Linked DNA regions of Homo sapiens: all the other regions are linked to region 1. The links are chromatin contacts, found by Hi-C in ENCODE. All regions are on one chromosome and are shown on one strand. The core of a region is the stretch at or near the end of the contact, and the rest is flanking DNA. Distances in the headings are between cores, read along the strand shown. Region 1 holds the start of PPP1R3F (protein phosphatase 1 regulatory subunit 3F). Region 2 holds the start of APEX2 (apurinic/apyrimidinic endodeoxyribonuclease 2). Region 3 holds the start of GNL3L (G protein nucleolar 3 like).

Evidence for each region. A loop is a pair of places that touch in the nucleus more often than their neighbours do. Pooled maps may share reads with other maps.
Region 2: a loop to region 1 is called in a pooled map, with 12 times the contacts of the local background. The contact joins the promoter of APEX2 here to the promoter of PPP1R3F in region 1. A Hi-C loop is called at or near these places in 4 of 50 pooled maps.
Region 3: a pooled map shows a loop between it and region 1 (17-fold over the local background). The contact joins the promoter of GNL3L here to the promoter of PPP1R3F in region 1. A Hi-C loop is called at or near these places in 4 of 50 pooled maps.

Annotation. Positions count from the first base shown.
Region 1 is chrX:49,268,325-49,271,384 of GRCh38, forward strand. It overlaps PPP1R3F (protein phosphatase 1 regulatory subunit 3F), which reads left to right and starts at 1,469. Exons shown (of 4, transcript NM_033215.5): 1 at 1,469-2,549. The coding sequence starts at 1,546. RefSeq lists enhancers at 558-1,057, 755-804 and a silencer at 1,505-1,744.
Region 2 is chrX:54,998,829-55,001,888 of GRCh38, forward strand. It overlaps APEX2 (apurinic/apyrimidinic endodeoxyribonuclease 2), which reads left to right and starts at 1,535. Exons shown (of 6, transcript NM_014481.4): 1 at 1,535-1,751; 2 at 2,718-2,801. The coding sequence starts at 1,595. RefSeq lists a silencer at 1,416-1,555.
Region 3 is chrX:54,528,737-54,531,796 of GRCh38, forward strand. It overlaps GNL3L (G protein nucleolar 3 like), which reads left to right and starts at 1,483. Exons shown (of 16, transcript NM_001184819.2): 1 at 1,483-1,683. RefSeq lists enhancers at 884-1,404, 1,059-1,108, 1,559-1,618, 1,629-1,888.

The DNA.
Region 1 (3,060 bases), core at 219-2,718:
TCCCACAGAAGGTGAGACCCCAAAGGGAGAGCGAAAGGAGTTTACTAGATGGAAGCAGCAGAAGGAACAGCACTCTTGGGAGAGGGAACAGTAGAAGCAGAGATGGGGGGACAGAAAGAAGGGAGGTGAGGCCCCTGTGGGGTGTGGAGTGTCAGGTTGGGCAAGAAGGACAGGGCTTTGATTGTGATTCCATTAGTCAGAAGCTACCCATATGCCCAATCAACTTCTGGTAGCACACAGTCAGGTCAGTGTTTGCTGAGCTGAAATTTAAAAAAGTGAATCCTTCAGAAAGTTAAATTTCCTATTCGGCCATTCATTCAACAATAGTATCAAGTCCTGGAGAGTGCTTGCGGCTAACAATCAGGGGCATTCTTGGCTTGTGGCACTGCTCAAGAAAAGGTTGTAGTTGGGCAGGGAGGACCCAGTAAGTAACTAACTGCAACAGGACAGTCATTTTCACTTTCCTAGTTCACACACCAAGGTGTGGTCTAGGCCTTCAGGGGCTCTGGGTATTCCTGGGGCAATGGGGAGTCACGGAGGGTTAGGGAGAGGGTAACCCCATCCCTGAGAAGCACATTTTTCCTAATGGCTGCCTGCGTTCTATGGTTCTGCTGTCCGGCCACCCAATACCTCAGACTCTGTCTACACAGCGTCCTCCTCTCCAGCCTCCTTATTGGCTACTCATGCCTCCCTTCACACCACCTACACTGCCCCCGTCGGCTCTGCTTTTTTCCCCATCTTGCCTCCAAGTCCTCCCTCCGTCCCGCTGCACTATCTAGCCTCGGCATTGGCTCATCCCATACTAGTACTGTCCTTTGAGGTCTCTACGCCTTCACCCTGGCTCCCTCATTGGCTATCCGCCAGCTCTCGTCCTCGCTCCCGCCTTCAGCCTCCACCTCCATTGGCTCGGCTCCCTACACACCCGCCTCTTGGTCTCCTTTTAGCCTTCGTATTGGCTAGCTCCACCTTGGCACCACCCCTTCGAAGCCGCAGTGCACGCTCACAAGCCTCCCCATTGGCTCGCTGCAGCCATTGTCGTCATCCCACGCGTGGCTCTCCATTGGCTGTTCTCTCTCTCTAGCTACCGTTCCACCGCCTACGCAACCCGCGGGATCTCCCACTTTTTGGGCCTCTGCGTTCGTTCCCGGCTGCCCTCATCGCCTGTAGCCATTCCACTTTTCCCACCGCCCACATGCCTCTCTCGCTCAGACTTCCGCATTAGCTGTCTGCTTCTGTTTTCTTCATCATGGATTTCGCACCACCCCCATTCCGGCCTCTCCATTGATTCCTCGATCATCCCGCCCCCTACACCGCCCACTCCCGGGCATCCCCATTGGCTGCGTGCTTCTCCGGCTCTCAATTCGCTGTACGTCATCCGTGCATGGCTGCCCATTGGCCCTCTGCAATACTTGTCTTCATCTCACCGCCTATGCCCCCGTGAGCCGTACCCCTCCGCGCTGGCCTTCCCATTGGCTGCCCGCCCCTTCAGGCCCTGCCCCCGCCGGTCCCGCCGCCGGTGCCGTCGGTGCCGCCGCCGCCGCCGATATGGCGCGTACGGCCCCTGTGGAGCCCCCGCTGCGGCATTCCGCGCCCCCCTCGCCGGCCGCGGGTGAGCCCCGCACCTCGGTCGAGGCGGCGGTGGCCCCGCGGAGGGTGCTGTTCGCCGACGAGGCCTTGGGGCTGCCGCTGGCGCAGTTGCGCCGCTACCGGCCGTGGGGCGGGCCCGGGGCGGGCAAGATGGCGGCGGCGGCCGGGCAAGATGGCGGCGGCGGCGGCGGGGCCGACGAGGACGACGATGGCGAGGATGGGGATGAAGGGGAGGAGGAAGAGGAGGCTTGCCCCGAGCCCTCACCGCTGTGCCCCGTCCCCGCTGGCGGGGGGTTTTACCTGGTCCCCACATTTTCGCTGCCGCCCGCGCCGGGCCGTCTGGAGCGCTTGGGGCGCGTCATGGTGGAGCTGGAGGCGCTGCTGCCGCCTCCCGGAGCGGTCCCCGGGGGTGCCGGGGTGTGGGTGCCTGGGGGCCGCCCGCCGGTGCTGCGCGGGTTGGTACGCGTGCTGAACCGCTCCTTCGAGAAGGCGGTGCACGTGCGGGCCTCACACGACGGCTGGGCTTCCTTTTGCGACCACCCAGCGCGCTACGTCCCGCGCAGCCCGCCGTGGGCAGGAGCGGGAGGAACAGGAGCAGGAGATCCCATCCTGGATCCGGGGCTCGGCCTGGGTCCCGGCCAGGCATCCGCCTCCTCGCCCGACGACGGCGGCCGCACCGACCGCTTTGCCTTCCAGCTGCCCTTTGCTGAGGGCGCGGGCGATGGGGCGCGCCTCGACTTCGTGGTGCGCTATGAGACCCCTGAGGGCACTTTCTGGGCCAACAACCACGGCCGCAACTACACAGTCCTGCTCCGGATCGCACCCGCTCCCACACCCACTGATGCCGAAGGGCTGCCCCAGCAGCAGCAGCTGCCGCAGCTGGAGCCACAGCCCGAGTGCCAGGGTCCCGTGGAGGCTGAGGCCAGGCAGCTGAAGAGCTGCATGAAGCCGGTGAGGCGCAGGTAATGTCAGCCAGCGCCACCTCCGCCAACGCAGGGCTGTGTCTGGGATGGAGGACAAGCATTCCGGCCCAGGAACCCCTCAGGCCTGCTCTCCAGGACAGGGAGGAGGGTGCATTGAGTCAGTCAGTCAAAGAGTGATGGAGGTCAAACACGTGCTAGGCACTGTTTTAACTGGGGTTTTATTCCTCCATTTATTGAGTTCCACTGTAAAGCCCTGAACAAGACAGACATCTACCCTACCCTCAAGGATTCATACAGGCTCCTATGGGAGACAGTTTGAAAAAACAAGCAAGCAAGCAGATAGGATAAATAGGGACAAAGTTAGCTGCTGAAGGGAGTAAGGGGATAGATTGGGAGGGAATGACTGTGTCAGACATGCTGTTAAAGGGAGGGCCTTTGAGGAGGTGAGTCCCGAATGATGATAAAGAAGAGTTATGCAGATACGGTGGGGAGGTGGGGGAGAGTTTGTAGGAAAAGGAACAGGGAGGACTTTTCTGAGGAGGTTTCATTT
Region 2 (3,060 bases), core at 285-2,784, 5.7 Mb after region 1:
ATGAAGCAAGAGCAATAAAAATGTTCATTTCCTTTGTCCTAGTTATCGCACTCATGGGAGTCAATCCTGAGTCAATAACTCCCAAAGCATGAAGAAGCTCAGGACATGCAAATTTTTATTTTAATCACAGAGCTATTTTCTGATAGCAACAACTGGTAACCTTTTAAGTCCTCCAGGAGGAAAAGCAGTTTACTGCGTCTTTGCTGTAACCATTGAGGATGATGGCTCTAAGACTTAAATTCTGGGGAACAAATAATTATGCTGCAATTCTGGGTGAGGAACCTAAAGATGCATCGTTATGCTTTTCCCTGGACATTGGGCATATCCATTACTTCTAATTTTTGTGCTCTCAAAAACAAGCCATGAACCTGTCGATGCTCTTGCTATTATCCTTTGTTCATTCATTCACCTGACAAATATCTATTGCTTCCCAACATATGCTGTGTCCAGTATTAGGGGATGGGGCTAACAAGATGAACCAGACATGGTCATTGCTCTCAAGTTGCTGGCATTCTAATGGCAGCAGAAATAGAAGTCAATGATAGCTGTGTATTATAAGTACTGTGACAGAATGGACCATAGGGTGCCGTGGGGCCCCAGAGGAAAAGACTTAACTGGGGAGGTGTGTGGTCAGTAAAAACACTCAGAAAAGTAATTATTGAGCTAATTAAGACAGGGTGTGAATCCTGGCTCTACTACTTCAGTGTAAGAGAGAGTGAACTGTGAGAATGAAATGAATTCATTCGACGTCTCTAACTTAGCCTCCATGTCCCGAACTGGGTTGTCTTGAGAATGAAATGAGATAACATATACAGAAGAGCCATGGATGCATCCGGAGACAATGCTGCTCACGAGCTTACATTTCCTGGGCTTCGATTTCACTTATCTGAGAAACAGAACCAAGAGTAAGGATGTGTCCGGCTACATCCTTCAGAATGTTAAGAGCCAAGACAAAAGCTACAGGGCAGGCTTGAGACAGCCTCCTCCTCCTCCCCTCTGCCCCAATAAAGCCAAAGGCCCTCCTCCTAAGTCTTATCTCAGTGGAGCGACTCTTACTGCTCCCTCCTCCAACCATGAACTTCCCTTTGCCCAGTCCAACGCGAGCACTTAGCGCCAGCTATTCCTGGGGCGCAAGCGCTGCAGCCATCTGTGAACTTAGGTGGGCGGTCCGCCGCACTGAGGGCGGGGCTTTGGCAGCTGAGCAGTTCCGCTCAGGGTTCCGTCGCTTAAAAAGTGGCAAAATGCCGTTTGTAAGTAACCGGACGCACCACTTGGACTTCTGAGTAGAGGAAAAACGCATTGAGACTCAGCTGTCCGAGCGGAAGGAGCGGGAGCCCAACTGGAAACTCCTCTCGCCATTCATTGCCCCTAGGCTTCCGCTTTGCTTCCTTCAGCGTCCACCCAGTTCCTCCTCCCGCCAATGAGAGCTGAGGAAGTTGAAGCCCCCGCCCGACGTGCGTCAGGCGCTTTAGTGGTACGCACGAGAACGCCTGCGCAAACGCGCGCGGGAGGCGGGCCTGGCCAACTTCTGAACAGGAAGCAGTTCGCTCGCGCCTAGGTTGGCGCGGGCTGGGAGGTGTTCCAGCCCTTTAAGATGTTGCGCGTGGTGAGCTGGAACATCAATGGGATTCGGAGACCCCTGCAAGGGGTGGCAAATCAGGAACCCAGCAACTGTGCCGCCGTGGCCGTGGGGCGCATTTTGGACGAGCTGGATGCGGATATCGTCTGTCTCCAGGAAACCAAAGTGACCAGTGAGCGCTCTGGATTCCAGGATCCCTACATACTTTTTCTTTCCCGCTAACTTTTGTCCCCTGTCCCATGTAATTTTACTTTCCCAGTTTCCTATTCTTAGAGTCCTGTCCTTAGACCCAGGTCCCTTCCCTCTTAAACTTCCATTTCCCACCCTAGCTAGATCCCCTAATTGCACTCCATCTCCTGTCTTCAGCAAACTTTAGCTCCTTCTCGAAACCCCATATCTAGTCAGATTCCCACTCATTCTCCGGCCCCAAACTCAGTCCCCTGAATTTCCTCCTTCCATACGCTGTCCATCTCCCCGCCGCCAAGTCAAACCCCCGAATTCTTCATCCCTGCCCCAAGCTCAGATCCTCTAATTCCCACCCCATCTTTGACCCCAGCTCAGTCTAATTTCCTCTTTTTCACATTTCCACCTCAGAACCCCAGTACCCCTTATCTATTCCCATCTCTCCTCCCAGCGGAAAGTCCCTAATTCCCACCTCATTTCCCACCCCAAGCTTAGATGTCCTCTTATTTCTTCACCCTCTTATCTCCCCTCAGAATCCCCTAATTCCTTTTCCCTCCACCCCCAGTTCAGATCCCCTAATTCCCTCTCTCTTACCTCTCACCCTTAGCTCAGATTCCCACCATCCTCTCGTATGTCCATCCCCATCCCCAGCTTCCTCCTATCGTTCAGACCCCCAGGCTTAGCTCTGATTCTTTCCCCTTCCCACCTAATTCTCCACCTCCACTTCATAGTCTCTAACCGCCCCCCACCAAGCCTTCTAATTCTGATATCAATTTCCTCTCTGACATTTCCCATCTTTCTAGGTCCTCCTCTAATCATGGATATTTCATTCCCGTCACCCCCAACTCTGGCTCTGATGTGTGCAAGGAATTAGCCTACAACTGTAATTCCAGGCCTTTGTGTTTCTCGGATGCTAGTTTTACCTCTGACTTAATCTTACATTTTTTTTTTCCAGGGGATGCACTGACAGAGCCCCTGGCTATCGTTGAGGGTTATAACTCCTATTTCAGCTTCAGCCGCAACCGTAGCGGCTATTCTGGTAAATGGGGCTTTCTGTGGACTTTAAATTAGTGAGGGAGGCAGATAGGGGAAAAGGGTTTCCAATATTTGATGAGAGGGTAATAAGAAATCTTAGACATTTAGTTTACAGAGCTAAAGCTGCATAATAGTAAATTACATGAAATATAATTTTTATGGATAGAATTATCCTACTGGACCTCAGAAGTACAGTAGTAGTGTGGTGCTTAATTGTGTGAACTGTGGAGCCAGACAGCCTGGGTTTGAATCATGGCTCATTT
Region 3 (3,060 bases), core at 233-2,732, 5.3 Mb after region 1:
ACCTTTCACATTCACAGTCTACCCTCTTAGGTGGAATAAATAGAGATCCAGTTTTATATTTCTTTTCATGGAGAGCCAAATTTCCCAATGCCATCTACTAAACAGCCCATTTCCCATTTTTTGTGGTGCAGGCCTGTAAACTCACCCATTTAACAAACAGTTGTTGAAGCCTGCCTCATACCAGTCTTGTGCTGGGTGTTGTTGAAAGCTTGAAGATACATGGCCCCTGCTCTCAGGGAGTTCACCCTCCTGTGGAGACACAGTCACATAAACAACTACAGTATTGTGATAAGTGCTAGCTTAGCTGTATAGGTAAGGTGCTCTGGGTTTCTAACTCATCTGCGAAAGTCAGAGAAGGTTTCATCGAAGTGACAAGAGTTAGGTCTTAGAGAAACAGAGCAAAATTGCAAATGCAGGGGGAAAGGTGAAAGTGGTCAGGGCTGGTTTCAGGTCCAGAGGAATTTCATGTGTCTCTAGGATGAGAGGTTAGAAGCCCTCCAACGATGTAGAGAGGTAGTGAGTCCTGTTTATGTAAGGGATAAAGGGACAGATGGAGTCATTTTCAGCCCGTCTGTGCTTGAAGTGGAGAAACAAACCCACCCTCGGAGGCACAGAGTTCCACCTACTCTGTGCCCCACCCCAGGGTTTAGGCTTGAGGAAGAGGAGGGGCTGGAATTAAACCATCAAGAAGAAAACATTTGCAGACTAATATTTACTATTTTGTGGGGGAGACCTCACTTCCCAGCCAGCTCCTTGAGATGGCTTCAGAAACCCCTACTTGCCCCACTCCAGAGATATAAATTCATTCCCTTCTGCAGACGCTGCTCCGGGATTGAGGGAAGGATGGAGTAGGAGGGGAAGAAGGCAAAAGGGTGGGAGAGGCTTCTAGTGTGGGAGAGGCTTCTAGTCGTTCTGGCTCCTGCTCCAGCTCGGGTTGGGTATGGCCATAGATCTGAACGTATGCAGAAAAAGCTAGGAGTGCTCAGGGATGGTCTGGGGCTCAAGGACCCGGGAAGGTGGTTGGGAATAGCTAACCAATTCACTTCAGGTGGGGAAATACTCGGCCAGACACGTGACCCAGGCGGCCATTTTCTCACACCCTGCTGTCGCCATCTTCCAGGCAGACAAAGACACCATCCCCCACCCTTGTCTGATTCGGGCGTGGTGACTGCCTGGTTATTGAGATTTGGGAGCACGCATATTTAACCCCAGACAGATGCCCGCAGACAAAATTTTGGCTTGCAAGTAAGGTATATGGCCGCACCAGTCGACCCGCCGCTTCTTCCCGGTCATTTCCCCGTCCTCCTTCTCCCTCCTCCGCTATTTCCTTAACTACGGGGCAGGCAGGAGGCGGGGCCAGCGTGGTCGCGAAGAAGGGACGGGCGGGCGTGAGCTGTCAGTCAGAAGCTCCGCCCCCCCCCCCCCCCCCCCGCGGAGACCGCACGGTGGGCGGAGTCGGGCGCCGCCGGCCTGGGATCCGGAAGTCGGAGCCTAGCTGCGCGAGAGTTTCTGCTCGCTCAACCGAGTTGTCGTGTTGCCCTCGCTTCTCAGATCCCCGCCGGAAGTGTAAGTAAGAAACTTCTCTCCTCTTTTCTCACAATGTGCGCTCACCTAGACGGCCGGGCAGTTAGGATCGTCTATTGGATGTGAAACCAGAGATGCCCGCCAACCTGGAATAGAGAGGTAAACAGCAGGATCCCTTCCAGGGTAGAAGGGACCGGAAGAGGGGCAGGGATCGCGGCACACGTGGAGACGCGCCGAATTGCCTTTTCGCGGAGTGGAGTTTGCCGGGAGAGGGGCATTGCCCCATCCCACCTAGAAAGGTGTAGACCCGGGACACACTGTGTAGAGAGGCACAAACTTCACTTGTGTGGTGAAGCGTTGATCGTCCTCAAGATAGTGAGGCTTCATTCTGCATTCACCTTGTATAGACAGGAGTCGACCCACCAAAGGCATGGGGGACATCCACCCCAACCGTGTAGAGACATCTCCCTCCACCCAGCTGAGCAGCGCAGACTTCTCCCGACTTAAGGCACTTCCTTGGCTTGGCTCTAGACAGCCGTCTCGAGGCACCTCCTCAGGACAGACAGAGGCTTTGATGTATCTGCCCCCATACCAGCATAGAGGAGCTTAGAAACATTTAATATACAGAGGGAGGGCACCTCCTCCCCATACGCGTAGACTCAGAGCCCTCAGTATCGCTCCCCAACTCACCCGTCCCCAAAGTGGTTGCAGTTACAGGCCTCAGCTTATGGACAACTAAGCCAATTGCCCCCTCCTCTTAGGTTAGAGTGAGTCCCCATTGTGGAGAATCAGACCTGATCCCTACTTCCGTAGCCCCCGTTTTACCGAATGTGTAATTTTTCGAAGCACCCAACATGCTTCGAAGCAAACAGGAACAGACCTTAATCCATGAAGAGACAGTCAGGTCTGCCCCTTGAGGGGCCGTGGGGGTAGAGGGGCTCAGATGTGTTCCTCTCCCTTTGAGGTAGACACAGATCATCCCCCTACCTCCCCCTACCTCCCCCAAAGATTTAGAATCACTAAATGTAGCAAGGGAGATACCCCACAGGAGCAGATATGCAGGTCTCCCTCCCTGTAATGTTGAGAGGGAGTGACATCGCTGATTACCTGGCAGTTCAGTGCGTATGGTCTCTCCCCTTTACCCAAGGTAGTGGAGCTCAGATCTGTTTCTCTCCACCCAGGGTAGAATCACAGACGCCCCCACCCCCAAGTATTAGGGCTGATCTATTAATTTATAGCTGCATTGCCAGCCCCCTCCACACACCACCCATGCAGAGAACCAGAGCCCCTATTTCTTTCAGTGTTAGTGTGCCGCTGACTTCAACCAGCATAAAAGATGAAAGTTGTCACAGTCCACCTTCCATAGAAGGGTCCAGAATAGCTCACTGCAGGTAAGGTGCAGACCCGCTTATTCAAAGCTGCATAGTTGTGGAATCAGGCATATCGATCCTGTACCACAGCCCTCTCCAGGGTGAAGAGACGCAGGACCCATCCCCACAATCTAGAGATAAACAGATCTGTGATTCTTTCCCCATG